Linked DNA regions of Homo sapiens: region 2 is linked to region 1. A link is a loop called in an ENCODE intact Hi-C map of the cell type or tissue named here. Cell type or tissue: mammary epithelial cell. All regions are shown on one strand. Each heading gives the region's core, and the rest is flanking DNA. Links, peaks and the distances in the headings are about the cores only.

What was found. A loop is a pair of places that touch in the nucleus more often than their neighbours do. Peaks named below come from ENCODE experiments on the same cell type or tissue, not always from the same donor. Only the 100,000 strongest peaks of a DNase experiment are listed, where the experiment ranks them.
Region 2: it touches region 1 in a loop (11-fold over the local background); 1 of 110 quality-filtered maps calls a loop at or near these places.

Annotation. Positions count from the first base shown.
Region 1 is chr9:112,769,799-112,786,286 of GRCh38, reverse strand. All of the region lies in intron 1 of SNX30 (sorting nexin family member 30), which reads right to left. Among named protein-coding and RNA genes, the nearest start is that of SNX30, 27 kb to the right of the region's middle. In mammary epithelial cell, for the core only: no CTCF peak of the experiment used is centred there; a DNase peak (open chromatin) is centred at 8,196.
Region 2 is chr9:112,830,504-112,846,991 of GRCh38, reverse strand. It overlaps SNX30 (sorting nexin family member 30), which reads right to left. Exons shown (of 9, transcript NM_001012994.2): 4 at 16,109-16,267; 5 at 10,583-10,778; 6 at 8,295-8,494. Among named protein-coding and RNA genes, the nearest start is that of SLC46A2, 52 kb to the left of the region's middle. RefSeq lists enhancers at 1-192, 213-766 and silencers at 2,098-2,207, 13,597-13,797. In mammary epithelial cell, for the core only: no CTCF peak of the experiment used is centred there; no DNase peak of the experiment used is centred there.

The DNA.
Region 1 (16,488 bases), core at 5,963-9,962:
GATTAGCAGAGCGTGATGGTGCACGGCTATAGTCCCAGCTACTCAGGAGGCTGAGGTGGTAGGATCACCTAAGCCCAGGAGGTCAAGGCTGTGGTGAGCCAAGATGGTGCCACTGCATTCCAGCCTGGGTGACAGGGTGAGATCTTGTCTCCAAAAAAAAAAAAAAAAAGGACAGCTCCTACATGTTAGTACAGCAGCAACTACAGGGTATCCATCTGTATGGAGAGGCTTGGGGGCTTATCTTGAAGCCAATATGCAAGAGATCAATAAGCTGTAAGGATTTCTAAAGATGCTTTTATTTCCACTTCACATATGATACAGAAAACCATCAGCTGAAGAATATTATTATTATTTAGTTAAGGTTATTGTTGAAAAGGGTGCTGATAGATTAAGGGAGAGGTGGCTTTCCTCAAAGCTTCTCCTAGGTATAGTGTTGTTAGACAAAATTTAGCTAAAAATTACATTCCTAGGCTGGCAAGTAATCCTAGCACTTTGGGAGGCCAAGGTGGGAGGATTGCTTGAGCCCAGGAGTTCAAGACCAACAACCTAGGCAACCTAGTGAAATCCTATCTCTACAAAAAAATTTAAAACTTAGCCAGGCACGGCCAGGCGTGGTGGCACATGCCTGTAATCCCAGCACTTTGGAAAGCCAAGGCAGGCAGATCACTTGAGGCCAGGAGTTTGAGACCAGCCAGGTCAAGATGGCAAAACCCCATCTCTACAAAAAATACAAAAATTAGCCGGGCATGGTGGCAAATGCCTGTAATCCCAGCTACTCAGGAGGCTAAGGCATGAGAATCGCTTGAACCAGGGAGGCAGAGGTTGCAGTGAGCCGAGATTGTGCCACTGCACTCCAGCCTGGGTGACAGAGTGAGATTCTATCTCCAAAAAAAAAAAAAAAAACTTAGCCAGGCATGGTAGTACACACCTGTAGTCCCAGCTACTCGGGAGGATGAGGTGGGAGGATCGCTTAAGCCCAGGAGGTCGAGGCTGCAGGGAGCTGTGATCACACTACCATACTCCACCCTGGGTGACAGAGTGAGGTCATGTCTCAAAAAAAAAAATTACATTCCCAAAATATAGATACAGTTAAATGTGTTGTAAGCAACCTTCTTCAAGTAATGAAATACTTGATTATGTTTCTATGAGATGGCAGAAAGAGTGGGACAAAATAATCACTCCCTATTTATTCTATAGACCAAAACATAGGTGTTTTCCAACACACAGGAGTTTTAAGCAGCCTAATTAACATGGTGCTATACTCCCCCAAACCACGTATTAGAAGATATGGAAAGCAAAATCTGTTCGCTTATGTATTCATCCAAACACTTATCAAGTTCCCATGGACTGCTAGGTGCTATTCTAGATGTGGAGGAAAGGGAGCCAATAAGGAATTTACTTGAGGAATCTAGTTTAGGTGACCTGTGTACTAGAGCCCAGAAGAAAGCCAGAATAATTCTGTTCTCCGAGGAAGGCTTCAGAGAGGGAGGTTTGACCTGGGCTTGGCAGGATGGCAAGAGACCCGGGTTTAGATTCTAGTTCTCCTACCAGCTATGAGGTCATAAGAAAACCACTTAAACCTACTGACGTTCACTGGAAAACAGCAAAACCTGGTCCAGGCTAGGCTGCATGGAGATTACTGGGGATGTGTGAGAAAGTCCTCTATAAACTCTGCAGAGCTGTTCAATGGAAGAGAAAGGTGTTCCTGGCACGGAACACCACATCAGCAAAATCGCCAAGGGGTGAAGTGCAGAAGGCAAAAAAGAAGGCACGGGCAGGGGACCAGTCATCCTGAATGGACATGAGCTGCTCTAGGGGAAGCAGCAGGAAATAAGGCCTGGAAAGTGGATTAGCTCCAGAATCCTAGGGAATCTTAAATAACAGGCTTAACAATCTGAGGTGCACCCCACAGGTAACGGCTGTTAAGCAGCAAGCTGCAATCATGGACACATTTTACAAAAAGACTTCAGAAAAAAGCATGCAGAAAAAATAAAGAGGGAAATACAGGAGACGTGAGAGGGAGCAGTTGGGGAGCTGCCAACTGTCCAGGTACCCCTCTCCCAGTAGTACCTGACCTAGGGGGTAGGTGCCAGGAGAGGCAAGGGCAGATGAGAGGTGTTGTCAATGCTAAGATCATATGGCCTGGGATACCCTGATGAATGTTTCCTAGGTGGAAAAAAACAGTCTGGCCACACCAGGAGGAATCATGTTTCAATTCAGGTAAATTACAGAGGATTAGAAACTGCTATTATTCTAGCAAAATTGAATAAACCCAAGTTCAACAGCCCTGTGTGCCATCTACAGAGCCCATCCTTAGGATATGAGGGCAAGTCCTACTGAAATGACTGTGTTCAGCAAAGGCTCAAGCCAAGGTCACTGGGTACACCTTAACATATTCTTACCCACGTGACAGCTGCCTCTCACAGGTCACTCACCTTCAGTAATTTGCTTCAGTGATACCTGATTCAAACCGTTTTTTCCACTCTCACAAACCAGCAGCCCTCAGCACAGAAACTGACATGGGGAATCTTGACCATAGTCCATTTAAGGAGGCCAGCTGCACAAACAGCCCACAGACTGTCATCGCAACCTGGCTCTGACACCTGGCCTGAGTGTTCTCCTTAGGACATATGGACCCACCCTTGGCAGACAGCAAAAGGTGGACAGCTGATTGCCCGGGAACCTGGACTATGAGTTGACTCAAAACCACAACAAAACCCCAAAATAGAAAGCAAAGTCTTGGGGCTAAGATGGACTTAGGGACAAAATCCATCCTTTCACAGCAGTCTATACATATAGCTCTAAATCAAGGGAAGGGAAGATAAAGAAATTAAATGTTTAAGTTCACACTCTCTGCCAGGCACTGTGTAAGTCACTTTACATATTAAATGTCTCACTTAACCCTTAAAATAACTTGGTGGCAGAGGGGAGGAATTTTATTATCCCTGTTTTATTAAGAGAACAGGTTACAGACCAGGAAAGTTAAAAGACAAGAAGTCACTCAGCTAATAAGAAGCAGAGGCACAACCCAGCCTGGAGACTCCAGAGCAGAGGCTAGTAGCCCTTCACCGTCTGCCTCCATGGCGCCAGAGATTTCATTAAACAGTTACCTACCGGACAAGAAACCCCCAACTACCACCACATTCACCTTTGCATCTGTGGCATCTGGAGAAGTGCCTGGTGGTAAGCAATTCTTCATTAGTGTTTCTTAAAACAATGAAACTCCTGAACCACCAGTGGCAGAAAAATAAATCAAGCCACTTCTCTTCTCAAGGGAGCTGAAGAGTCAGCCAGCTCCAGAGAAGATCCAACCCAAAGTACCAGAAACCATTAACACACAGCTCCACTTAGCCATCAGCAATCCCCAACAGAATCCGGAAAAATAAAACGAGGCCCCACCAGTGTCTGCTCTTACAATAGAAATAAATGTGAGTGGTCAGACAGCATTGTGCAGGGGCACATCTGACTTGAACATTCAGTGTTAATGCAGGAGGTTAAGGGGAATCTCATCTCCAGGGAACTCTTGAGTAACATCTCTCTTATCCAAATAGCTTGATAACTCACCATGTCAATCCCTAAACTGATGGAACAGATCTGAGTTTTAATAATGATAACTATGGAACTTCAAAGAGTGAAGACAGAATAGATTATTCAATAAATGCTGATGGATTTTTTGGTTAACTATTTAGAAAATAGTTTCTCTAATGCTAAATGCAAAAATAAATGTCAGGCCATTTAAAGGTTAAAAAAATGAGTACTACATGATGATTTATACCAGGGGTCAGCAAACTTTTTTGTTAAGGAACAGTCTGTGGCCACAGTATCTCTCCTGCAACAACTCAAGTCAGCTGTTGTAGTGCAAAGGCAGCTATAGACAGTAGGTAAACAAATGAGGATGGTTATGTTCTAATAAAACTTTATGGCAGGGCATGGTGGCTCACACCTATAATCCCAGCACTTTAGGAAGCTGAGGCAGGCGGACCACCTGAGGTCAGGAGTTAGAGACCAGCCTGACCAACATGGTGAAACCCCATCTCTAATAAAAATACAAAATTAAACAGGCATGGTGGCACATGCCTGTAACTCCAGCTACTCGGGAGGCTGAGGCAGGAGAATCTCTTGAACCCGGAAGGTAGAGGGTGCAGTGAGCCGAGGTTGCACCATTGCACTCCAGCCTGGACAATAAGAGCAAAACTCCGTCTCAAAAAAACAATAAAAAATAAAAAACCTTTACTAACAAAGACTGAAATTTTAATTTCACTAATTTTCACATGGCACAGAATATAATTCTTTTTATTTCATCAGCCACTTAGAAATGTAAAAATCACTTTTAAAACTAATGGTGGGCGGGGCGCAGTGGCTCATGCCTGTAATCCCAGCACTTTGGGAGGATAAGGCGGGTGGATCACCTGATTTCAGGAGTTTAAGACCAGCCTGACCAACATGGCAAAACCCCGTCTCTACTAAATATACAAAAAAAAAAAAAAATTAGCCAAGCGTGGTGGTGGGCACCTGTAATCCCAGCTACTCAGGAGGCTGAGGCATGGGAATCCCCTGAACCTGAGAGGTGGACATTACAGTGAGCCCAGATCACGCCACTGCACTCCAGCCTGGGCAACAGAGCAAGAATCTGTCTTAAAAAAAAAAAGTTTTAATAAAATTAAACAAGACAATAAAAAAGCATTCTTAACCCATGGGTTATACTAAAACAGGCAGCTGGACAGATACACCCTTTTGGCCTTAGTCTGCCAATTTCTGATTTCGATGAATAGTATATAAAATCCTGTGGTTGGAAAGGCTTTCTAAACCCCAACAAAAAGCAGAATCCATAAAGGAAAAGCATAATAGACAGCAATTTTTTTTCTATGTCAAGAAGACATAACAAAGATTAAAATATAAATAACAAACTGGGGAAAGGATTTGAACATACATGAAAATAGGTTGTTTGCTTTAACATATTAAGGGTTTTGAAAAATCAGTATTTAAAAGGCAGATTCCACTACAAAAATGAACAAATTATGTAAATATAGCCAATAAACAATAATCATTCATCATCAATAGCATACAAAATGAAAATGAAAACAAGATATTGTTTCTCCCACCAAAGTGACAAAGATTAAAAAGATTACCTCTGATTGCAAAGCCACATTGTTTCTACTACAACACACTAAAAATATATTCAGGACACCACCACCAAAATAAAATGGCTTTTTCAAAGCTCCATTCAGTGCCAAAAGAGCAAGGGAAGGACTTTGCAAACAAGAGAGAATGTAGGCTGGATGACAATACTATGGTTAGGGGACTCTGTGACGGGCTGAATCATCTTGGCTAAAGAGAAAATGTTGATAACAGAACTGGCATCCCCACCTTCAATTTTCAGCCATGGCTAAGCGTCATCAATGTCTAAGCCGGGGACAAAGATTCAGAGCACATTACCGTATCCATTTGTTTTCAATGACCCAAGTGCTTTTCCTCTGTCAGTGGTGACTAATGACAGATGGTAATATTTATACCTAGTGAATTTCATCTTACTATGAAATTCAAGCCCCGGGAAAGCAGACAGTCCTCAAAATCACCCAAGGTAGCAGAAGACACAAGTGGCAGTCAGACAAATGCTGTGCAGATGGTAGATGTAAGGAACATTTTAAATTCTATGCATGATGGCGCTACCACACCAAGGGAGGAGCCCACATAGAGAAAGCAAAAAACCCATTCTTCTTGGATTTTGGTGCAAAGAAAACAGCTTCCAGAAGTGCAAATAGAAGGCTTAGAGATCCCCTTCCAGCTGCCATCAGCAAACCCACATCAAGAATTTTGAGGACTCTAGAATGATTTCCTTAGGCTGTGCCAAGCAGGAATTACAACTTTCTTTCTCTCTTTTTTAACCGTAGTAAAATACACATAAAATAAAACTTACCATCTTAACGATTTTTAAGTATACAGTTCACTAGTGTTAAATACATTCACAATGTTGAAGGAAACAATCTCCAAAACTCTGTTCATGCCCTTTTTAACCAAGGGACTTTTGGCTGTGATTGGGTTTGCCCTCTCACCCCAATTCTGCCTGCTCATATACATACATGTACATGTTTAAACAGAAAAATACAGACATGTATGCATGGCCACAAAAACACGCACCCCAGCAGTGGCACCAGAACAAAGCTCACTGCTTAGAAGAACAGCAGGTGCCTCCTCCAAAAGGTAGAAGCAGCACGTTGGTCCCCACAGTTGCAGACTGGAATCTGAGTACACCCTAGTCTAACAGCAGTCAGCCCCGTCCTAGGCCAAGATCCTCACCCTTGCACACATATCCTGAGATGAGCACATGTCAAAAGCATTGGTGGGGTACAGTGACAGCCTGTCGTTGCTCCTCACCAGCTGAGAGATTCCCCACGTCCCCTCAGAGCTCCCATTTCGTCACGTGTAAAATAGGGATAAAGTGCCTCTCTCGTACAGTATGAATGAGAGAAAACTAGTGGAGCACTCAGCCAAGTGCGCCCTGCATGGAGTAGCTCCTCCAACACCAGCTCCCTTCCCTCACCTGCCCTCACCCTTCAGCAATGAATGCAGCTCTCTTTTTGGTTTGTTTTTTGAGACAGAGTCTCACTGTGTCACCCAGGCTAGGGTGCAGTGGCGCGATCTTGGCTCATTGCAACCTCCGCCTCCCAGGTTCAAGCAATTCTCCTGCCTCAGCCTCTTAAGTAGCTGGGACTACAGGCACCTCCCACGATGCCTAGCTAATTTTTGTATTTTTAGTAGAGACGGGTTTCACCATGTTGGCCAGCTGGTCTCAAACTCCTGACCTCAAGTGATCTGCCCACCTCAGCCTCCCAAAGTGCTGGGATTACAGGCATGCGCCACCATGCCTGGTCCAACATAACCCTCTTCTATGTGTTCACTTGAGCAACAGACCGGGAAGGAAAAAAAGAGAATATGAAACAGAAGGAGAAATGAATGATGGAGAGTGAAGAGAATCCACAAAAAGCTCACCACAGTGAAGCTAATGAGGCTCACTCTTCTCTTCCCACTCACACAGTCTATCCGTCACCTCCTAAGGAGACACCTAAATGTCCCGCTAATACATTGCATACAGGACCAGCTAGAGCCCTCACAGGCAAGGCCACAGATGAAGAGAATCTAAAGGGAGAACACACTTTCGCCACCTCACATCACACGTGCCAGCAGCACCCAATTCCCTGCCAATCCTCAGACCATCAGTAATTCCCCCAAGTGCCACGAGCACTTTGTATGGGATGCCTTACTCACCTAGCTAATGCCCATTTGTGCTTCAAGACTCAGCTCCAAAGATACCTCCTCTAAGATGTGTTCTTTCTCAACCAACTTCCCCACCCACCAGTACTTGCCCAGTCTGGGCTGTGCAAATCCCCCCCCCCCAAGTTCTCTCATCATGCCCCTGTACCTAGCTCTTTCATAACACTTATGATCTGTGCTGTCATTGCCTGTTCATCCACCTGCCTCTGGCACTGAACCATAAGGTGTGAGAAAGCATGGACCTGGTAGCTGTTATTCTATCTCCAGCATGGTATCTGTGGCAGTTGGTATTTTTCAAAGGAAGGTCCTAACTATATCTCTGGTCTTACATGCTTATCTGTCATGTGACCTGGCCACTTCCCCATCAAGAGATGATGTCTATCAACCCATCCTGGTGAATCTGGGTAGACCCTCTGACTATTTTGACCAAAAGAATATGGCCGGGCCGGGCGCAGTGGCTCACGCCTATAATCCCAGCATTTTGGGAGGCCGAGGCTGGCGGATCACCTAAGGTCAGGAGTTCGCGACCAGCCTGGCCAACATGGCGAAACCCCCTCTCTACTAAAAATACAAAAATGTGCTGGGCTGGTGGCAGGTGCCCGAAATCCCAGCTACTCGAGAGGCTGAGGCAGGAGAATCACTTGAACCCGGGAGGCGTAGGTTGCAGTGAGCCGGGATCGCACCACTGTACTCCAGCCCGGGTGACAGAGCAAGACTCCATCTCAAAAAAAAAAAAAAAAAAAAGGAATATGGCCAAACTGATCCTGTGCCAATTTCAGGCATAGCCCTTATATGGCCCAGCAATTTCCACTTCCCTGACTCTTAGAATGCTCATTCTTGGGACATGCCCTCCAGGTACCCATCCACAACACTTTGAGTAGCCCAAGCCACATGGTGATGTCACACATAGGCACTCCAGTCAACTGTGGCCACAAGTGAGTCACCTTAGGCAACCAGTCCAATGAACCTCCAGTTGACTGCAGCCCCAGCCAACTTCTGACTCCAAATACAAGAGACACCTAGAGCAAAAAACACATACTTGAGGGTAGTCAACCCACAGAACCCTAAAAGATCACAGTACATTTGTGTTTTAACCTACTTAGTTTTGGGGTGGTTAAGCAATAGTACATAACCAAAACAATGTCTGCCTAGCAAATGAGGGGTAAAAGATAAAGGAACAATTAAATTGGGTATGATACAATGCGTGGCACATAGCAACCACTCAGTTTAAAAGCTGTTGCTGTTAATACTATTAAGATTACATGGAGGCCAAGTGTGGTGGCTCACACCTGTAATCCCAAAGCTTTGGGAGGTTGAGGCGGGAGGATCACTTGAGGCTAGGAGTATTAAGACCAGTCTGGGCAACATAGTGAGACCCATCTCCACAAAAAAAAAAAAAAAAAAAAAAAAAAAATTAAAAACTAGCTGGGTGTGGTGGTATGCACCTGTAGTCCCAGCTACTCTGGAAACTGAGGTGGGATGACTGCTTGATCCCAGGAGTTTGAGGCTGCAGTGAGCCATGACTGCACCACTGCACTCCAGCCTGAGCAACAGAGCAAGACTCTGTCTCTAAATAAATAAATAAATAAATAAATATCTTTAAAAAGATTATATGGAAGACGAACAAACTAGGAAACTGGTTAAAGAGGGTGTTACAGAATCCCGCCAGTGAAAAGTAATGAGATACACTGAGTCCACAATGGTGACGGGCTGAGCTCAAGTGTTTGATTCTTGTGTCACTCCAAGTTCCAAGGGAATGACAAAAGGAATATAAAAATAAAAATAAACCCATTAAAAAGCCAGAAAACAGGAACGGATGCCATCAATCAATAAGAAATTTTGAGGAATTTCTGGAAGAGATACAGCAAACAGGATCAAATTTACAGAAAAATCAGATTTAGCCAGAATTGAGGAACCAAAACCTAAAAGGTCAGTGGGAAATGCTAAATCTGGGAAGACATGGGATTTGCTATATAGGGTCTGGAAAAATACTCAAAATCAGAGACCACAGAGACTGAGAACAGAAGTAGGCACTGGGAAGGCAGGGGGCGGTGAGCAAAGGACTGTGGAGTGCCAAGTTGCTAACGCAACTGGAAGAAGGAAAAGAGGAAGGGTATTGTGGGAAGAGCATGAAATTCTCTACCTGCAGGGTAAACTCTTCCCCACTTCCTTAGTTCAGAAGGGTCCATCCAGCCTGCTGTCCTGTTATCAGCCACACATCCTGAAAGGAGGCCTGCCTAGGAGCAGTTCCAAAGACCTAGACTCTATCTGCTCCCGTCTCAGACTTACCCCACCCCTATCCACTCACCACAGCCAGGGCAAAGGCTGACTGCAGAGTCTCTGTGCACTGCCTATACATACATGTACATGTTTACACACACATAGACATGAGCGTGTGGCTACACAAATATGCACCCCAGTGGTAGCAGAAGAGCAAGTCTCAGTGCTGGGCAGGAGGAACAGCATGTGCATCACCAAGAAGGTAGAAGCAGAAGATCCGCACATCTGCAGACTGGAAACTCGGCATGCTCAAGTCTAATCAGCTCTTGTCCTTGGCCAAGATCATCATCTAGATATCACAGTCAGAGGAGGTCCAAAAACATGGGAACACTAAACAAACATAAGTGGGTTTAACTTTAAATTAAACAGAAAAGTAGAAACACCAGGATAGAATGAAATGAAAAATAAATGCATCATATAGAACATCAAACCAAGGAATTCTCTCAGGAGACACAGTGAAAATAAAATGCAATAAAATGAGACAAGAAAAGGTGAACCTAAAAAAGGACAGACCAAAACTCAGATATCCATAAGTGCTTTCTCCAGAAAAAGAGAATCAAGAACAAAAAAGGATGCAGATGAAGCAGTAAAACTAAAAGGGCCCACTGGATTTTGAGTGGGGATTAAAAAACAAAAAACATAAAATACCAGAAGAATGGTGAGATTTCTAAATTTCAGAAGAAGAAAAATCTAAGGATATGTAGAAGACTACATGAAGAAGAAAAAGAATCACTTGCACAGACTTCTCATCTGGAATAGTAAGTGCTGAACTAATTGAAACAATGGAATACTATGTAATCATTAAAAATGAAGGAAGAGTGTTGAGGCAACTAGTGGGGAGGAAGATCTCTATGTGCTAATATGGAACAATCGCCAAGAACTAAGGTTATGTGTAAAGCGTGGTACAAAAAAGTAAGGTATGCTACCATCTTTAAAAAAAAAAAAAAAAAAAAGACTACACATAGGCATTTTTATATTTATGCATAGCATATCTTTATAAAGTTTCCCCATAAATTGGTAACACTGGTTGCCTCTGAGGAGGGAAACCTGCTGACAGGGAAAGGGGATGCTAGGCCCTGGGCAAAAGGAAGATTTTTCACCAAATTTTTGTAACTTCTAAATTCTGTGTGAAGAGAATGCATTGCCTACACACACACACACACACACACACACACACACACACACACACACAAATTTAAAATAAAAAGGACAAGCCACAGAATGGGAGAATATACGATATCCAGAATATATAAAGAACTCCTGATAAGAATATATAAAGAAAATTTAGGCCGGGCACAGTGGCTCACACCTGTAATCCCAGCACTTTGGGAGGCCAAGGTGGGCCTGAGGTCGGGAGGTCGAGACCAGCCTGACCAACATGGAGAAACCCCATCTCTACTAAAAAGACAAAATTAGCCAAGTGTGGTGGTGCATGCCTGTAATCCCAGCCACTTGGGAGGCTAAGGCAGGAGAATCACTTGAACCTGGGAGGTGGAGGTTGCAGTGAGCTGAGATCACACCATTGCACTCCAGCCTGGGCAACAAGAGTAAAACTCCGTCTCAAAAAAAAAAAAAAAAAAGAAAGAAAAAATTTAGGCTGGGCACAGGGGCTCATACCTGTAATCACAGCACTTTGGGAGGCAGGCATATCATTTGAGGTCAGGAGTTTGAGACCAGGCTGACCAACACAGTGAAACCCCATCTCTACTAAAAATACAAAAAATGAGCCAGGCGTGGTGGCACACGTCTGTAATTCCAGCTACTGGGGAGGCTGAGGCATGAGAATCGCTTGAACCCAGGAGGCAGAGGTTGCAGTGAGTCGAGACGGCGCCACTGCACTCCACGCCTGGGCAACAGAGCAAGACACTGTCTCAAAAAAAAAAAAAAAAAGCATATAAATAACTCAGAACATATATATATATAGAACTGAGTAACAAAAACAACCCAAAGGCAAAAGATTTGAACAAAGACTTCACAAAAGAGGATACAGAATAGCCAATTTGCATGTGAAAGAGGCTCAGCATCATTAGTAATCATGTAAACACAAATTATAACCACAATGAGATATCACTACATACTCACTAGAATGGCTAAAACTAAAAAAGTTGACAATACCAAGTCTTGACAAGAATGTGGAGCTACCCAACTCTCACACATTACATTGTAACTTGACTCTTAGATATTTACTCAAGAGAAATGAAAACACGTCAACCAAAGACTTGCACATGAATGATCACGGCAGCTTTATTTGTGTCTTTCTAGGAATTTGTCTATTCTGTCTAAATTACATAATTTATTGGCACAGGTTCACAGTCCTCCTTGCAATCCTTTTTCCTTTCTGTAAGGTCATTAGTAACATGACCTTACAGACCCACTCTTTCATTTCTCATTTTAGTAATTTGAATCTTCTTTTTTTCTTAGTCAATCTAGCTAAAGGTCTGTCATTTTTCTTGATTTCTTTTTCAAAGAGCCAATTTTGGTTTCAGGTTTTTCTCCACTGTTTTAGACTGCTCTTTTTAATCTTGGGGTAGAAGAAGAGAAACAGAAACCTGAAAAGCCCTGAAATGCAACAGACTCTCCAGTGGGGATTTGGCTAGCAGCACCTAGCACAGTGCCCGACACTTGATAAATATTTGATGAATAAATGAATGGAATATGAACTTCCTAAGTCCAGTTTCTCTCATCCATTTCCTCTGGGAGAGAATTCTGTTTTCTGGCCAGTGAAATAAACCTTTCTTCTGAAGACAAACAGGTCACATAGAAAGATTCCTCTTTTCTTTTCAGCATCATCATGTTGAATGAGCCAAGAGTAATTTACTTATTGAAACAAAATGAAAATCAAATTAAGGAGAAGACGTGAACATTTCTACTATAATCAGATCCATGGTAATATAAATATAACATAATTGTGAATATTTATTGTGAGCTGCTTATTTGTTAAGGCTATCTGTAATTTGGCCTTGAAGTCATAATTTATAGTAAATGAATCCTAGCTCACTCAGGATTTTCTTCTCCACAATTTATGTACTCTTTCTGCAGAACTGGTTGTTTCCCCTTCCCCATATGCCTTGAGTTTTATCATAGTCTCACTATATAATCTTACTATTCTAGAAAGCATTCTTCCTTTTCTTTCATCTTTTACTTTCTGAATATTTAAGGTACACCACACACCTCAAGATGCACCTATTCCTACTATCAGTATCTATCAAAATATATGTAAGTCTTAGCTACTTGGGAAGATTGCTTGAGCCCAGGAGTTCAAAGCTGCAGTGAGCCACAATCACGCCACTGCACTCCAGCTTGAATGACAAAGCGAGATCCTATCTCTTAAAAAAAAAAAGCAAATAATCTTCTTTGTAGCCATATAAAGTATGTTGTTCATATGAGTTATGACTATCAGTTATGAGAAGAGATTTTGGACCCTATTGTACATAACCTTATTAAGCTATCAAAACAACCTTATGAGACAGGTACTATTATTAACCCCATTTTATGGATGGGACAACAGGGTTCAGAGGAGGTAAGTGATTGCCAGCCAGTAAGTGATTATATTAGAACTCCCTTGGCCAACTCTAAAGGCTCTATTCTCTCTACGCAGCTGCAACGGCCTCACACCTACATTGCTCTAACCAACCTCTCTAACAATTCTCAACTTCTTTACACAGTGTGCTTCCTTGCTTTGGAACAAGAGGTGGTAAGTATGCTTTATTCATTTAGCTTCTGGCAACATTGTTTCTCACAATTAACAGATTAACAGATTCTCTTGACCCATTTACTGCAACACCACAAATCTACAGATAGCTGGGAAGTTCCTTGATTCACGAATAAATCAATAGCAAGACTTTTCAAGTAGCCTTTTCATAATTTAAACACAAGGAGAATTTAAAATGGGAAATGTGTTTTTGTTTTAAATCAAGGAGCAAACACGCCAGGATCAACACTTGAAGACATATTCGTTTATGTAGTAACAAAACTGGTTTATGTGAAATGCAAACATTGCTTTCATAACTTACGATCTTGGGATACTGCAATGTATCTTTAATAAACATTACCCTTTCTACTCACACTCAGTACTGGGTACAGCAAAATCTAAGAGAATTTGAATGATTTGAGAAAAGCAAAATACAGTGGCTACCTTGTTCTTCAGAGTCAGACTGGAAGTGAAGATGTGACCATTTTGCTCAAACCATGGCAGGGGAGACACGCCTAGATATCTCCACACGCACACACGAGTACCACAGCCCCACACCTGTCAATCCACAAATCTAAACAATGTCTAGCCTATCATACTATATGAGATACTTTCTAGGTTACTCAAAAAGCTTCAAGAATACCTAAAATAATGTGCCAGGTCTCCCAGCACACCTGGAGAGGAGGATCTGGTTACAGCAGAAGAGTGAAGGCAACTCAACTGCATCCTCTTACAAAGAGGTGTCAGTCTAATCCCCAACAGAGCCACCTCCCAGAAACACTTCTTCCATTTCCACTTGTTGACAAGTTGGTCGTTCCTCTCTCTGGGGAGAAACTGAAATGAAGCTAGAGTAACCCCTCACTAGAATAAGGATTGTTCTAAAGGAAACCAGAACAGAGCTAACGTCACCGGGCTGAAAACACCTCTTCCTCTTTCACGGAGACTGGCAATGTTCTAGGCAAGGAAAGTCCTCTGCCAGGAAGGATGAGGGCAAGGGCATGAAATGGGGTCCAATAAAGTCTGGACAACTGTGAAACAACCGAAGGTTTGCCCCTGCTCCATGACTTGAACCAGGAAAAAAAAGAATGTCTCAAGCCAGAACAAAAAGTTCACAAAATTGACCACAGAGGGAAAGGGTAAAACTCACCACAAGCCAACATTCACCCATATTTGACCTGAACAGATTTGAAAAACTACCAGAAAAGCACTGTCTCTTTTTTCCCTTTGTCACAGTTTAGCCTTATCTCTTTGGGGTTTTGAGCAGTTATGAAAATGTGGCTGTTATCCCTTCTCAAAAACAGTCATAACTGCTCAACAGGACTATGAGTGAGAGCCCTCACTGGCCCCTTTTTTTGAAGCATGATCAGAGTTTGTTTGGTATCAACCATTATTAACCAAATTAGAAAGAGAGAGGGAAGATTCTTTCTCCCTAATTTGGTCAAATAGCCACCCGGGGAGACTATACTCTTGAAGGCTGGGAGAAGGACCCTTCTGACACAGCAATGCTGCATCCTTCCAAGGCTGGCAGACATACTGACATAAATTCTTTCACACACACGCAAGACAGACTATACACGATTTATACATTTTTTCAACTTAACGTTTTTTTCCATTGTTGCATATAAGTATATACAGGGCTGCCTTATTCCTTTTAATACCACATTTCAAAAACTACCATAGTTTACAAAACCAGCACCCTACTAATAGCCATATAAGCTTTTATCTTTTGCTATTAAAAATAATACTGCAACAGGTATCCTTATACACACAGCATTTAGCACGGGTCCATTTATTGAGTCACCAAATATCTGTATACTCCACCCATACCAGGTTTGGTTCATGCATGGAAATTTAGCAATAAGCAAACCAGATCAGGCCCCTTGCCTTCAAGAAGTTTACAGCACAGTACTGGAGAAAGTAAACCAAGTATGTCTGGTGGTTTAAGTTCTGCGAAGCAAGATTAAAGCCAGGTAAAGGGGGAGAATAACTGGGCAGGGAGGGGTCTGCTACTAGTTTGTTTTTTGTTTGTTTGTTTATTTGTTTGTTTTTGACACAGAGTCTCACTCTGTCACCAGGCTGGAGTGCAGTGGCCCGATCTCGGCTCACTGCAACTTCTGCCTCCTGGGTTCAAGAGATTCTCCTGCCTCAGCCTCCTGAGTAGCTGGGACTACAGGCACGCGCCACCACGCCCAGCTAATTTTTGTATTTTTAGTAGAGATGGGGTTTCACCATGTTGGCCAGGATGGTCTCTATCTCTTGACCTCGTGATCCGCCTGCCTCGGCCTCCCAAAGTGCTGGGATTACAGGCGTGAGCCACCGCGCCCGGCCAGGGGCTGCTACTAGTTTATACAGGGAGGTTGGGGGAGGCCTGAATGAAATAGATGAACAAGCCTGCAGGCTGTCTGGGCCAAAAGGCGTGAGGCAAGGGAGTGGGCAGGGGGAGAGAGAAGTGGACGGAGGCCAGAGAAGCAGCAGAGCCAGATTACCCATGTACTTGGAGCCCATGGAGGATTTGAGGGGAATGTGTGAGAACTGAGAAGTCTCTGGATGGTTTCAAGCAAAAGCAAAAAAGAGGCCAGGCGCGGTGGCTCATACCTGTAATCCCAGCACTTTGGGGGGACGAGGTGGGCAGATCACAAGGTCGGGAGTTCGAGACCAGCCTGGCCAACATGGTGAAACCCCATCTCTACTAAAAATACAAAAAATTAGTCGGGTGTGGTGGCAGGTGCCTGTAATCCCAGCTACTCGGGAGGCTGAGGCAGGAGAATTGCTTGCACCCAGGAAACAGAGGTTGCAGTGAGTCGAAACCGCACCACAACACTCCAGCCTGGCCAACAGAGTGAGACTCCATCTCAAAAATTAATTAATTAATTAATTAAATTTAAAAAGCAAGAGACATGATGCGACTGATGTTTCTTATGTTTTAAATAATCCCTCCGGTTGCTGCCTGGATATATGACTGAAGGTGGGAAGGTGGAAGCAGGAAGACGAGTCAGGCGGCTGGTACAGTAATGCAGGCAAGAGGGGATGACAGCAGTCAGGGTAGCAGCAGTGGAGAGAGTGAGAAGTGATGAGATTCTGGACATGGTATTTCAGAAGCACTTGCTGATGGCTTAGGTATGGGATGAAAAAGGGAAGAGCCGAGGCTAATTCCAAGGCTTATCCTTGGAATTAAGAGTGAGCTAGATAACTAGCTTGACATGCCTGTTGGAGATGCAGGGTTAAACATCAAGAAGGCAGTGGGA
Region 2 (16,488 bases), core at 4,311-8,310, 62 kb before region 1:
TCCCAAAAAAGACCACAGTGGCATCTACGGGAAAGCACAGCATCCCTTCCCCACCCTCAGACTCATGCACATGTCTGACCCTGGCAAGGCTGTGGGCTCACAAACTATGGGAGGGGAAAAGGCAGAAAAGGAGCCCCAGCGCCAAAGGTCAGCAGCTACCAAAAAGCCTCTTCAAGCCCACCAAGTTTTTCAGCTTCAAAGCTTTGTGGAAGAGGGGAGCTAGGATGCAGGGCTGGAAGAGGATACCAAAGCAGCAGGAGCAGCTCACCCCCCACAGAGAACTGCAGGATGGGATGGTTCATATTCCTGTAGGCCAGGGCTGACGACCCAAGACCCAAGTGGAATTCATGTAGAGTAATGGGTGTTCAGTAATAAAGAACAAATGAGAATAAAAATAAAATACGCACGTAGCCCTGTGGCTTAGGGTAGCCCTCTAGAAGGGCACTTTCCTGCAGGCAGGAAAATGAGTCTGATCTGGTACTGGTGATATCACTAGCTCTGGTTAAATGACTGAGTTCAGGTTACCCCTTTCAACATGCTCCTTTTACATATTCATTCTATGGAAACCAGGACCACCTGCGAGTTAGATGTCCTGGGGCAATGTTGGTAACACTGAAACCACACATTATCCCCTCATTTTAAAATATATTTTTACACAAAATTTGGAAAATTTAAAGGAGGGGGAGAAGTCATACATAATCTCATCACACAGACACAATCAGTGATACATTATTTCTTCCCTTCTGGTCTTTTTCCTTGAATGGCTTCTTTGATGCTTCCCATTTCTCTGTTTCTCTGCCTGCACACCTGTTATTCAGATGGTCTAATCCTCTAATTTTCATATTTTTTTCTCCAATTCTCTTTTGGTTTCTTTTCATATGTGACTTGCTTAACTTTTTCTTCTAACTCTTCTATTAATTTTTTTATTCCTATTATGGTTTTAATTTCCAAGAGCTCTTTGTTCTCTGAATTTTTAAAAATTACTGTTTTATGGCTGTGATATCTTCTCTTTTGGAAAATATTAACATTTTTTTCTGGAAATTTTCTTCCCCATCAGTGTTTCATTCAATAGGTTTTTCTTCTTTGTTTTACTTCTGATATTCATATTCAAATCTTCCCTTACATATCTGGTGACCCTTGTCTGTCCACTCATCCAAGAGGGAAACTCCATGGAAATGGATTGAAAGCTCTCTGCACAGAGGGCTTGTTGACATTCTCCATAGGAGACTCGGCTGGGTCCTTTCATTGAGGGACCACCCTGGTTCTCCATCGCCAGCCAATATCAGTATCTGTGGGTCACTTCTCTTGGCCCGTCCAGATTTTCTAGAAAAGGCTCTTTTCCTCCTTGCATGGAAGATCTAAGGCTGAGAGTCAAGCAGGAGAAGAGTCTCAACATCACTAATCTTTCACTGAACACCCTCAAGTGTGCCTAGAGTCTCTTGCTCCACAGAGGCCCCCTCCAGAGAATCGACCCCCAGTTCTGCCAAAGTGGAGAAGGAAGTGGCCCCTGTGTGAGCAGGGAGGAGAGGATCAGAAGCTAGAATTCTTAAACAGACTCTAGATTTATTCTTCTCTTCAGCTCTACCTCAGTCCCAGAGGGGCGTGGTGCTGCCAACTCTTGACCTTTTTGGAGGGTTCCGCGGTGTAAACCAGGTGGCTTCTCAGTTTTTTCCCCCACAGTCGGTTTCAAAATCAGCTTGAGTCATTTAAAGTACTTATTAACTCTCAATCCGTTCCCAAAATTGTACTGCTATTGCCTCCTTGCCTGTTGCTCTTGTCTGTGGGCTTGTGACTTTTTTCAAAATCGTTTTAGTGTCATTTTGGTGAAGTTTAAATGTGTATTCAGTCTGCCATTACTGGGAATCTCAGAGTTCTCATTTTAATATTTTTCTTATTTTTTTAAAGCCTTTGAAATCAGGCATATTTCACATCCTGCTTCTTCACATTATTTTAGCTGCAAGAAATTAGCCACTCTGTATAATCTCTTTTGTTCAGGAAAGGGGACATTTTTTCCCTGACAAATCAATCTTCCAGAAAACTCTTCATTTCAGTTTTGGAAAGGCACCGGAAATGGCCAACCTAAAGCACCAACTGTTCGCGTTCCCGGAGTTTGACTCATTGGCGCCACCTTGTGGCCCTGTGGGGAAGGGGCGGGCAGGCTGAAGAAACCGCCTGACAATTTAAATTGGCTTTTGAAAAGGACTAACCCGGAATGTTGTAGAAGTTATCTCCAACTGGAAGAAAAACTTTGTCTTTAAGCCAAAACTTATGCATCCACATTTCACACTTGTAATCTCGATCACCAACGATGTCTATATTATTAAATCCAACAGATATATTTTGCCCCCTTCTTAAAACATTTATCTTGGCTTCGTGGAGGCAATCCTCTTCTTCCCTCCTGCCACACCAACCCTTCCTTTGTGGGCTCCTTTGCTACTTGTTCTTTCGTCTTAAGGTGATAGATCAATAAATATTACCATGCCACAGGCGCAGGCCTTCACACTCTACGCACCTCAATCACATCTCCTCATACAATCTCCATCGGTCTCAGAGATTTAAACACCATTCATACACTAATGACTCCCAAATTTCTATTCCCACTCTAGACTAACTCAAAACCAACTGCCATGACATCTCCACTTTAATGATTAGGAGGCATTCTGAATTCCACATGCCCAAAATAGTGGACTCCCAACTGCTCCACCTGTTCCTCCCTGGACCCTCCCCGTCCCAATAAACAGTACTGCGATCCACCCAGCTGCTAAAGCCAAAAACCCCAATTCCTTTCTTATTTTGCATCACTACAGCAGCAAGTGCCATTGGCCCATCATCCAAAATATACCCCAAATCCACCCACGTCTCTACCACTGCAGTCCAGGCTCCACCACCTAGTTTTCTGCCCTTGGCTCCCTGTGACAGCCTTCTGAACGGCCTTCCCAATCACCACTCTCATCCTCTACAATCTAGTCTCCATACTGTAGCACTAGTTGTCTTCTTAAAGTGAAAATCACATCCTGTCATCCCCCTGCATAAAACCAAATGGCTTCTCTTCTAGTCCTTAGAATAAAGTCCAGACTCTTACCAGCCTTTAAGATGGTCTTTAAGACGCTACTGCATTTGGGAGGCCAACGTGGGTGGATCATGAGGTCAGGAGTTCGAGACCAGCCTCACCAACATGGTGAAACCCCGTCTTTACTAAAAATACAAAAATTAGCCGGGCGTGGTGGTGCGCACCTGTAATCCCAGCTACTCAGGAGGCTAAGGCAGGAGAATCGCTTGAAGCGGGAAGTGGAGGTTGCAGTGAGCTGAGATCACGCAGCCTGGGCAACAGAGTGAGACTCTGTCTAAAAAAAAAAAAAAAAAAAGCTACTGCAGGACCAGGCTCCTACCTCTCTTTGACCTCACCGCTTACCACTTACTCCTTTGCTCACCAGGTTCCACTCCCCAGCCTTTCTGATCTGCAAAGACTCTGAGCTCATTTCAGCTTTCGGACTTTGCACTGGCTGCTCCCCTCTGCCTAAAATGCTCCATCCTCCGACCCTTGCGCAGCTCACTCCCATATGTCTTCCAAGTCTCCAGCCACAGCCTTTTCCATGTGGCTTTCCCTTACAACCTACTCTTACTTCAGACCCTCACCCCACCCCAGTCATTCACCAAGACCCCTGAGATAAGCATGCGTATTGACATAGATAAACCTCTTAAAAATAAGATGTACAATGTGCAATCATTGTATATTTGTAAGTGTCGCAAATTTACCAAATTGTCCGATTCAATTACATGCTTGCTGACCACCTTCTATGGATAAGGCAGTGTGGGAAATAAGACAGTCCTGCCCAAACCTTCAGGAATAAAGCTTCTCCAACATTTGGCCTAGTCATGACAATGCTAATACTCAAAAGGCACTGCCAGAAAAGTGGTGAGGACTTCAAGAGGGCCTCTTTCAACCCATCACTACCCTAATTTCATTATACACACACAGTTTATAGGATGTGAAATCCTATGTAAGGGCTCACCTGTGGATGTCTGCGAGGTATTTAACTTGAGTCTGGGCTTAAGGGTAACTAACCTTTTGTACCTTCCTGTCCCCGCACACATATCCTTGTGACACATGCCTTCAACCGTCTTTCTAGTACAAGCTGTTCTCATTGTTCACTGCTTAAACTCACATTGTTCCATTTGTTCCGAGTGCCTTGATAATGACCCTATTTTTCTATGCTCTCTACCTCCAAAGGGAACAGAACATACCTAGCCACAATTGTCCTGAAAGAGATACAGTTGGAGGCCAGGCTTGAAAAGCCTAAAGTCACCTAGTTTGCCTCTTGGCAAGTAGTAAACACACAGCTACAAGCTGATTGGTCACTAAGGAGTATAGTCCTGTGGCCATGCAACAGAGAAAAGATTTACTCACAAGGGTCTGTTTCTTCGTGTCAACAATGAGCAAATGAGAAAGATGATCCTAAAGGCCCTTTCGAACTCAGAGAGGAACCCCCACCACAGCTCCATCAGGACAGGACTTTTCCCTGGCATTTTCCCATCCAGGGAGGGACCAGCCATCCACCATTTCAAATTCCTAAGGCACAGGCCACTACTTCCAAATGATGAGGACAAACACTCACCATTAGGTTCCCTCAAGGCCATGATGAAGATAGACTGACAGAACCTCACCACACCAGTAACTCCTCACCAAAACCAACCCAGGACTTTCTCAGCTCTGAGGACCATTCAGCAGCTGATGAAGAACGGGCCACAGGCCTGATGTGGGGGCTCACGCCTGTAATCCCAGCATTTTGGGAGGCCAGGGCAGGCAGATCACTTGAGGTCAGGAGTTTGAGACCAGCCTGGCCAACGTCGTGAAACCTGTGTCTATTAAAAACACAAAAATTAGCCAGGCGTGGTGATGTGCACCTCTAATCCCAGCTACTCGGGAGCCTGAGGCAGGAGAATCACTTGAACCCGGGAGGTGGAGGTTGCAGTGAGCCAAGATCGTGCCACTGCACTCCAGCCTGGGCGACAGAGCAAGAGTCCATCTCCAAAAAATAAAGAACAGGCCACAGCCAGGCCTGTGGCAAGTCCTCTGCTCCACGCTTAGTTTCCATACTGCACAGCAAAGTCTGCCCTACTTAAGTTTCAAAAATCAGAAAGCCATTTTGGAAATGGAACTATATGACTCTCTCGGAGGAAGAAAATATACTTAAAAATTCTTACAGAGCAGCAATGTGAAAAGGTGGGCAAGCCACTTAAGACATCTATCATTCTCCTGGTGTCTTTAGTCCCAGCCACACAGACCCTGATAATCCCAGACACAGTCTTTGCTTTGCCATCCAATCACTCCTATCGTGCCCAGGGCACTCTGCAGAGACATTTTCCTGGTGAAAAGTGGAGGAGCAGTGGCCCTGTTTCTTATTAATTGGACTCAGCTCAGCTACTATCGGGGATAGAGCTTGGGTTTCAGAGACTGCCAGTCCACACTTCCTCTTTTCCATGCCCTTCCCCAGACAAGACTGTGTACAATCAATCCCATTCACTCAGCCTGATTGACCTGATTTTTCAGGCTCAGTAAACAAGAAACTCCATACATATGCCCCACACATGGGGGGTAAAGAAAGAGCAAACAAATGTTTCTTTGATGTCTAACTTAAATTACACAAGCTATGTCTCCCAGTGTAATGTTTTATAGATGCCAGATAAATCCTTGCTATATGACATTTTTAAATCGTGCTTCAAATACAAATATATACTAAGTACTAACATACTTGCCACAGGAAAAAAAACAGAGTAATTTGTACTATAGTATCCCAGTGCTGTGTATGCATTGGATTTTTCATCTGGCAAGGTTAAGAGAATATTTGATGAAGGGTGTGTATACATAAGAGACAAATCCACGGACACTCCAGGAATTGTAAAAACTTATTTTTAAGAACAGATACCAGGGCTAGGTGCAGTGGCTCACGCCTGTAATCCCAGCACTTTGGGAGGCCGAGGCGGGCGGATCACGAGGTCAGGAGATCGAGACCATCCTGGCTGACACTAAAAAAATACAAAAAATTAGCCAGGCGTGGTGGGGGGCACCTGTGGTCCCAGCTGCTCAGGAGGCTGAGGCAGGAGAATGGCATGGACCCGGGAGGCAGAGCTTGCGGTGAGCTGAGATCGTGCCACTGCACTCCAGCCTGGGTGACAGAGCAGGACTCCGTCTCAAAAAAAAAAAGAAATATCAGCCAGGCGCAGTGGCTCACACCTGTAATCCCAGCACTTTGGGAGGCCGAGGCGGATGGATCATAAGGTCAGGAGATCAAGGGTGGCCAACATGGGGAAACCCCGTCTCTACTAAAAATACAAAAATTAGCTGGGTGTGGTGGCGGGTGCCTGTAATCCCAGCTACTCGGGAGGCTGAGGCACGAGAATCACTTGAACCCAGGAGGCAGAGGTTGCAGTGAGCCACGATTGTGCCACTGCACTCCAGCCTGGTGATGACAGAGTGAGACTCCATCTCAAAAAAACAAACAAACAAAAAACACAGATACCATTAGTTTGATAAGTGAAATATTCTAGTTCATTTTAAGAAAGTCAGCATGTCTTTCTATACTTGTTTTGGCCATAGGATCAAAAATTCAATGTGTATATCCCAATTTTTTTTAATAAAAGTCAATGTGATACAAGAGAATGAGCTGCAAATTCACAGCCAGAAGTTTTGGCTTACAGCCTCAGTTCCAATAATTTCCAACTAGTGGTCTCAGGCTAATGATCTCAAATCTGACTTTATCCTATCACCACCATCATTTCCAACTTATAGATAAGGAAATTCAAACCATTTCCCTGGTCACTGAGAGATCCAAATTCAATCCTGGCTTGGAAAGTGTTTTATTAGCAACTTTATAACGCACACATGAAAAGGGGATTCACCAGAGGCTCCATTTTCCACCGTCCACAGTTTAGTACGTATCAACCCTTCACACCTGATGGGACAAGACGGAACAAGGAGAATGGGTATGTGGCAGTTTGTCACTATTCTCTCTGCTTTGGCATGTGCTTAAAGTTTTCCATCATAATTTGTTTTTATAACTAGTTGATTCATTATTTTTTAATTCCTGTTCTCAAGCTGTACAATGTTTTCCTGGATCTACGATCTTTCTGGTTTAACATTTTTACAACCCAATGTTGACTGACAGGTTTCTCTCTGGAATTCAGGTCAGTCCCTATTCAGGTCTTTCCTCATGGGATGCCCTAGACCTGTCCCAAAGACAGATTAATCATTCAGAGGTCTCCTTTGAGAAGCAGGAGGGTGCTATTTAGAGGTGGGAATGTTCAACACTGAACCACGTATCTTTTTCTATTGGTCATAAAGACTGGGCCTTTCTACTAATCAGTGCCCCCATCGTCGGAGTCTCCTGAAGAGATGTTCTCCAACCAGTCTATGTGCAGGCCGGGGAAGTTTCCAGTGTGGGCACTGGCGCATTTCCTCCTGCACTCTACTCCGATTCTGCATACAGAATTTGAGGCCAAAGATTTTTTTTGTCCTCATAGTTCCTCTTCTCATTCACCGCTGCTAGACCAAAGCCATTCTCACTCTTGTTCCTTTTATACATCATCTGCCCCTCCCTCTGCTTTAAAAAGCTTTCAAATTCGTATCACTTTTGTTCTAAAATTCCACAATAATATGCTTTGGGCTGGTGATCTTTTCAATCCTTTTGCTGGGCAATTATCATGTCCTTTTAATCAGACGATTTATGTCTTCAGCTTTGGGGGACTTTCTTGTATTATTTCTTTTACAATTTCCTTCCCTCAGTCTTCCCTGTTCTCTCAGGAACTCTTATCAGTCGGATGCTGAACCTTTGGGATTAATTCCCTATGTCTCTTTTCTTTCATATTTTCAGTACTTTTGCATTTTTGTTCTATTTTCCAGCAACTTTTGTTTTGTCTTACTTTAAGATTTCTTCAATTTCACCTTCCAACTTGATTATTCAGTTTTATTTCAGCAATCATGTTTTAACTTCCAAGAGCTCTAATTATTACTTTTCCATGGCATCTTTGTTCTTATTTCATAGGCATTATATCTTCTTGAACTCTCAGAGAAACCAGTAAGAATTTCTTACCAAACTTTTTTTTTTGTTTAATTCACGTACTTCGTTCACCATGTGTTCCATTTATATGTCCATGATGTCAGTCCACGTGTCTGATCCTGCCCACCCAGGAAGAAGGAAACTTATATCACATGCAAACAGGCAATAATCCATTACTTTCTGATAACTGCTATTACAAAGAAAGTATGCAAATACACAAGAAGCAAGCCAGCTTACCTTCATGGAGTCAGAGTATAAAATATATTCCCTGAGCACAGGTAGGAAGTCTTCTGTCATGTCATCTGTCAGCTCTTCTAAGGCTGTAGAGCAGTTCCCAATGCAAGCTGACACACCCTCCAGGGGTTCAGCCAGCTCACCCTCCAAGGCGCTCCATGTGGAGTACACAGGCCCGTATTCTCTCAGCTCCACAAGGTACTCTGAACAGGGAACAGAAACTAATTAAAATCTGGCTGGGTAGCAGTTGCTGCTATTACTGACTCAGTAATCACCACAGCCAAGAGCTCTCTACATGAACATGTGTTTCTTTGGCCATTCACTCACCTGATCCCACTCTTCTTTAAACACAACACTGTTTCTAGCACAACTGCTTAAAAACCTCTGACAGCTCATGTTACATCAATCCATTCCATCCCGTGATGGGAATGCCATCCCTCTGGATAATGGGCCTTATGGGGAAAAGCAGTAGCAGCCACATCCACCAAACATCTTCGAAAATAACCACTCGCTGGCCTGGTGGTGGCTCATACCTGTAATCCCAGCACTTTAGGAGGCCAAGGTGGGTGGATCACAAGGTCAGGAGATCGAGACCATCCTGCTAACACAGTGAAACCCCGTTTCTACTAAAAATACAAAAAAATTAGCCGGGTGTGGTGGCAGGCGCCTATAGTCCCAACTACTCAGGAGGCTGAGGCAGGAGAATTGCTTGAACCCAGGAGGCAGAGGTTGCAGTGAGCCAAGATCACTCCACTGCACTCTAGCCTGGGCAACAAAGCGAGACTCCGTCAAAAAAAAAAAAAAAAAAAAAAAGAAAAGAACCACTCGCCTACCCATAGTGTGAAGCAGTATTTTAACAGGCAATGGAGGCAGAGTTTCATATAGGTTTAGGGAGATGTTTTTAAAGGTTAAAAAATAAAATCAGGGGCCAGGCACGGTGGCTCACACCTGTAATCCCAGCACTTTGGGAGGCCGAGGTGGGTGGATCATGGGGTCAGGAGATCGAGACCATCCTGACTAACATGGTGAAACCCAATCTCTACTAAAAATACAAAAAATTAGCCAGGCGTGGTGGCGGGCACCTGTAGTCCCAGCTACTCAGGAGGCTGAGGCAGGAGAATGGCGTGAACCCGGGAGGCGGCGCTTGCAGTGAGCCGAGATGGTGCCACTGCACTCCAGCCTGGGCGACAGAGCAAGACTCTGTCTCAAAAAAAAAACCAAAAACCAAAAAACGAAAAACAAAAACAGTCACAATGGATAAACAATGGAATTTTAGGAAACATTTTGATACAAGAGATGTGGTCTTACACTGGCAGACTCACTCTATCACTCGGTGGCCACCTCAGCCCCTTGGATCCCATCAGAATTTACTCTGCAAGATCCTTAGGTGTGGATGGTATCCACAGCTATCTCCAAAACCTATGGGCCCCACATGGTATCATCAGTGGGTCAAGTAGAGGGAACAAGTACAAGAAATGAGAAAAAAAAAATGTTGATTTTTTTCCCCCGTAAAGAAAATCTGGCCCATCATTTGTCACCAAGAGTCTTGCCATTGTTGCAACAGAACACAGTCATCATGGCTTAGTGACCGATGAATGGCAACTGCTGGGGAATCCTCAACGTGCTTCCCATGCCAGTGCGATCATTTACACTGCTCACGTCTGTCCGCCCCATGCATATGTAAGGAGATAAAAGATCCCAACATTATGGGATGTGGCAAAGCAGGTGGCCCCGAGAGGGGTGGGAAGGAAGTGGAGGCAAAAACGAGGAAGGATCAATACAGGCCCTGGCAACTCCCCCATGCAGGAGTGGGTTTAAAATGAACCACGGTGGGGTGGGTGAGTCAATTACAAGTCTGAAGATTCATCAGGGTCATAACTTTGGCAAACACAGGTCTCCATGCTATCTTTCTGAACCATCTTTCTGCCAGAAAAGGTATCTAAGTTTGTTTACTAAATTATTGTTCCCTATGGATGAAGGGCAGTTGAGTCTATGTCTCCACTTTTAAAGCTAAAGTTAAGAGAGCATAAAAGAGGAAACACCTGGCGAATCAGCAGTGCTGGCCATGGGAAAAGCAAACACAAGGCTGACACAGCAGGACAAAGGACGGGGTGCAAAGTGACATTCCAGTCACAAGTAACTCCTCCCCTCCTTGTATTTCTTTGATAAGCAAAAGATGGCCTAGTTCTGTCACTCCAGCATTTTGCAGTTTGATTCTCTGTAGCACACATGAATGGCATTTCTGCCAATGTGGCTGCAGGGCATAATCGAGACCTCAACAGACAGCTCACCTATTTCTTCTTTGATGATCCGCTGGGCTATTCGATCAATGGTTCCCAGTTTGAGTGCAAATGTATCTAAGTAGTCACCTATGGCAGCAAACTCAAGCGGCCGAGTCCTCAGCTTGTAGCCGCCAGTGACGTGCTTGACTGACTCGCCCATTCTGGTCAGCAATGCTATCCCTTGCTTCTTGTAGGCGTTCAGGTCCTGAGGATGATATGTGAATAAGCTCAAAGCACTCACTCACTCACATGGGCAGGACTAAATAAAACAGCTTCTAAAAGCAGCTTCAGTTTGGAAATGGAGAACTCGGGAAACAAGGAGCTGAGTTAGAGGCTCTAATCACATTCACAGGAGGAACCTGGCCTGGACGTCATAACCACCAGACTCAGGCTCCTGTAGGTTGACACTTAAATCCCTTTCAGCAGAGCTGAACGCCAATCCTTAATCAAATTCACTCACCTGAGCACACTGCCCTTTAAACACAATGCTGTTTCTAACATAATTTTTTTTAAGTATCTGTTTCTCCCATACAAAGTACCCTATATTGTCTTTACAAGCAAAACTGAAGAGCAGAGGTTCCGAGATCCATCACTCATTTATTTATACCCCAACTAAAGCCATATAAGGGGAGTAAAGGGTGGAAAGCAGGAAACAGTGGCAGAAAAACATTGCTAGAAAACTCAGGCCTAGGATGGATGCTGTAAACAGCAAAACATTTTAACCCTGGATTTCTTGAAGGCAAAACTGGAAATATGTTGAGTTTCATAACCCATTGTATCTAAATATAAAGCTTATTAGCCAGGCTAGGCATGGTGGCTCATGCCTGTAATCTCAGTACTGTGGGAGGCTGAGGTGGGCAGATCACTTGAGGTCAGGAGTTCAAGACCAGCCTGGTCAACATGGTGAAACCCTGTCTCTACTAAAAATACAAAAAAAAAAAAAAAATTAGTTGGGCATGGTGGCATGCACCTGTAGTCCCAGCTACTCAGGAGGCTGAGGCACGAGAATCATTTGAACCTGGAAGGCAGAGGTTGCAATGAATTGAGATCGTGCCACTTCACTCCAGCCTGGGCAAAAAAGAAAAGCATATTAGCCTGCCTGATAAAACAAGCTTCCTCCTATCATCAAACACTAAGAGGAATCTATACAATCTTCAGGTTGTCCTGTGTCACCTACTGAAAGGGTAGCTTACAAAATGGTTTTACAGAAGGTACAGGTGTCTGTTCCTCATATCCACCCTCAATACAAACAGAATGTTAATCCCCAGACCTAGAAGGGTATAACTAGAGGGAGATAAAGGAACCCAGAACAAGGACACAGCTTTCTGGTGACGTGGCCTGATGCAGAGGATAGAGCAGAGAATGTGGAATGTGCGGCTAACATGGCCCAACAGCCCCTCCGCATTTGATGTACAATTTCAGGCTGAGGTCTCTATAGTATCTGAGTGTAGGCACCTCGTGAATTCACTTCCTTCTTCGCTTCCTTCTTTAGGCCTTCATTTTTGCTCTTGATCCAGCCTTTCCTATTGAGGTAGGTGTGTGTGTGTGTGTGTGTGTGTGTGTGTGTGTGTGTGTTTGTGTGTGTGTGTGTTTAATCCACGGTTCCTGGCTCATAACCTCCACAGACCTTGTTCCAGTCTTTTCACTATAATGTTGGGTGTGTTAAGCCTCAGGAAACAGAATCTCTCTGTCCTTCCCCTGCCCTCCTTTCACCTGCCCCAAGGCAGGACTCGAATCTTCCCCAGCCTTTCTGACTAAGGTCCCTCCCTACACCCTGGAGGATGGAATGCTGCTGTCACGAAGCTTCCACAAAAACCCAAGAGAGCTGGGTTTAGAGAACTTCTGGAGAGCTGAACATGTGGAGTTTCCTGAAGGGTGCTACACCCAGGGAGGGCATGGAAGTTCCACGCCCCTTCCCCCACGCCTCGCCCAATGCAACTCTTCATCTGTATCCTTTGTGATATCATTTATAATAAACTGGTAAATGTGTTTCTCTGAGTTCTGTGAATTGCTCTAGCAAATTAATGGAACCCAAAGAAGAGGTCACGGGAAGCCCAACTTGAAGCTGGCTGGTCAGAAGTTTTGGAGGCTTGAACTTAAGGTCCGAGATCTGGAAGCTCTCAGACTTGAGGACTGAGTCCTCAACCTGTGGGATCTGATGCTATGTCCAGGCAAATAATGTGCAAATTAAACTGGTGGACATCCAGCTGGCAATGGCTGCTTGGTGTTTGGGGAAAATCTCGCCCCCACCCCCACCCCGCAATTTGGTCACAGAAGTCTTCTCCTGTGTTGATGACAACTGTTGTTGCCTGAGAGCAGAGGAAAACCATGGTTTGAGAGTTTTTCTGGAACACCTATCCATACCTTCCCCCAACCGAGGGCCTTGCCCTACCAATTATCCCCTCTCCTGTCTGTATCTTCAACTTCTAATCCTTCAGCATGTAAAATACACCCAAGGCTGACCCATCTTAAAAACAGCAGCAATCTCCTCTAGTTCCTCTCCACCTCTCTCGTTTCCTTCAGAGTCAGGCTGCCTGAGAGAGTGTCCTAAAGATTCCATCTCCCCTTCTGACCTCCCACATTCTAGACAAGAAACATCCTCAAAGGCACAAGGCCTTCACAAGACTATAACTGAAGCCTCAGAGTTCTTGGAATTACCTCTGCAGACAGCGTTTTTACGAGTGGGACTAGAGTCAAATGGGCTCGCTGGACTGCACAGGCTCCGCTTCAAGTAGAGCTTTGAAAGCGTGTCCCCGTTAACCAAGTTAATTTACATGTTGAATAAAGTTATTCAGCAGTATCCATCTGATTGCTGTACCCACTCTGCCAAAGATGAAAATATTGACTTGAATATAGTTGCTATTGAGCGTCCCCATTTCTCCCAGTATTACTACTGGCTGCTGCTGCTGCTTCTTTTTAATATATAGAGATGGGGTCTCACCATGTTGCCCAGACTGAACATGAACTCCTGGGCTCAGGTGGTCTACCTGCTTTGGCCTCCCAAAGCGCTGGGTGTTACAGGCATGAGCCATTACATACAGCCTTTTGGCTTCTTCTTAAGGACATTTCTAATTTGTTGATAAACTCATGTGATCACAAAGAAAAGGAAGAGCGTCTCTGCATTCCCTAAGGCAGAACACGTAAGTGGCTCATCTCAGAACAAGATCAAGTTATTCAAGGTATGTTAAAGGAAAAAATGAGGCAGCTGGAAGAGGGGGAATAGGGTGCTGCCATTTAATGGGCATAGAGTTTCAGATCTGCAAGATGCAAACGTTCTGAAGATGAGCTGCATAACTAATTTAAATATACTTAACACTACTGAACTGTACACTTAGAAATTGTTAGGATAGTAAATGTTAGGTGTATTTTATCACAATTTTAAAAATTTTTAAAGAAAAGATAAGGCCATTTAGCACATTTTGTTCAGCAAGCGATACTGAATTAGGGCTAAAATTTGTTCTGTTTAAAGCCACCTCTCCTGTATTCACTCATATGGAGTCGGATTTTGATTAAGGCAGTAAAGGACCTTATATATATAGATATTTTATATATATTATATTTATTATATATTATATATTAATATATTTATTATATATTAATATATAATATATATTTTTTCTAATTTTTTTTAAATTTTTTATTATTATACTTTAAGTTTTAGGGTACATGTGCACAACGTGCAGATTTGTTACATGTGTATACATGTGCCATGTTGGTGTGCTGCACCCATTAACTCGTCATTTAGCATTAGGTATATCTCCTAATGCTATCCCTCCCCCCTCCCCCAACCCCACAACAGTCCCCGGCGTGTGATGTTCCCCTTCCTGTGTCCATGTGTTCTCATATAAGGACCTTATATTTTTTAAGTCATTTTCATACTGCCTGGCCCACAGATAGATAAATCTCCTCTCTCTCTCTCTCTCACACACACACACACACACACACACACACACACACACTCTCTCTCTCTCTCTCTCTCTCTCTCTCTTTCCTACTTATTCTTCATACAGATTCCTAACAACCAGGGGTCCAAGCTTTTCCCTCCCTTTTCTTTTTTGTTCAGTAAACATGAATGTGCTTAAGGGCTTTCTGGAAAATGGACCTTGGGGGAGAAAGTGAGTTGTGCTTTTGGAGAATAGGATGTATTCTACTTTGAGTATGAGTTGAAGGAATTATACCTGAGGTTTAGTTTGCCAGGAAATACTTAGTTTTAAAAAGTGTACCTGTCCAACCTGTAGGGGGGGAAAGCCTCTGGGAAAAAGAGATGCTGAACTGGAATGTCATCAATAAGGCTCAATGCCAACTGAGGTTATAAAAACTAAAGGACTCTGTCATGCGGCTTCCACTGAGTGAAGAACGGCACACTCTCCGAAGTCTTTAATGTCACCTAATGTTATCTATAGCTATTTCCCAATTTTGCAGATTTGAAAAACTAGAAAGTATCTGGACCACAATACCCTTGCCAACATGGAACATGTTACATATGGCCTGAACATGGGAATATGATACCTGAAACCAAACAGATGGGACTAGAGGGAAGCTAGCAGGAGGGTCTGAGCATGTGACCCCATTTCTGCAGACAGCGAGAGCACAGCACCTCAGGTTTTCTGGCCAGTTCTGCCAACAGGGAAGTGCAGAGAAAGGCCAGTGGACAACCAACTTGAGTTTGAATACACAGAATCTGGCAACTGTGTAGGACCCAAATGTTTTATCTGGCAAATGTCCACCTGACAGGAACATGGTTGCAGGTTAAGTAACAATCAGGCAGTCTGATACACAGGGACGGTGTGGCCTCAGTAGCCACAAAGACCTAATTTGAGATCCTAGTGACGCTACCTGAACAAGGACAAGCTCCTGGAACTTGAGTTTCCTTGTCTGTAAAATGCAGCTGCAAGTAATCACTCAAAGCGCCCTTAAGAAGAAAACCCTCACCAAACACTCAAATGTTCCTTCTGTTCCATGCCCATTGTTGGTCAGACTGGCCTCACCCAGTAATACTGCCAAGTGTTTAAGGAAACACTTAGCTCTGCTTTTGGCAGAGCAAATATTCTAACTTCCTCTGCTGCTGCAAGTGGGTGGGGCCCCGGATGGGGTGGGGACAGATCTCCTAAATTCTAACATAGAATCCATCTATATGGATTTGCTAATGCAAAAAAGCATGCTAATGGACACAGGCACCCAAAAAAAGACCAATTTTATGACAACCCTGTTACAGTGAACCATTTGCTCATGAAGGTGGCTTCTGAAAGATCAAAACCGCTTTTTTTTTTTTTTTTTTTAAAGAGATAGGGTCTCACTCTGTCACCCAGGCTGCAGTGCAGTGGCACGATCATAGCTCACTGAAGCCTCAAACTCCTGGGCTCAAGCTACCTCCTGCCTTAGCCTCCCAGGTAGCTGGGACTACAGGCGCACAACATCACACTCGGCTATTTGTTAAAAGTTTTTGTAGAGACCGAGTCCTGCTCAAAACAGCTTTTAGGAAAGAGCCCCAAGAATGGTAATATGGACGAAGAGGATGTAAATTTCTGCCCTTACCTTAGCAGTAAGGAAAATATTAAAGTGTTCATTGAAAGACAGCACAGGATGGTCCGTAATTCTTTTTAGAAATTTATCCAAAGCTTTTCTTCTGGTCTCCACAAACTCTTCTGAAAAACGATCCACAACACCTTTTACCACAAACTTCTCGGGAAGAGGCTATGAAGACATGAAGAAAAAAACCAGAGTAATTGATGAGATGGTGCAAGGAAAAACAACCAGGCTAGCACACAGTTCTATTACCCCTCTATCCAAGAAAAGTATTTCTTAATCAGGCAGATCTTCATGTAGTCATTAATATAAAGACTTCTGAAAAATACACATGGAGTAAATACCCTGTCAATTTTATAATGCAAGGAATAAAACACTAAATTATAGTC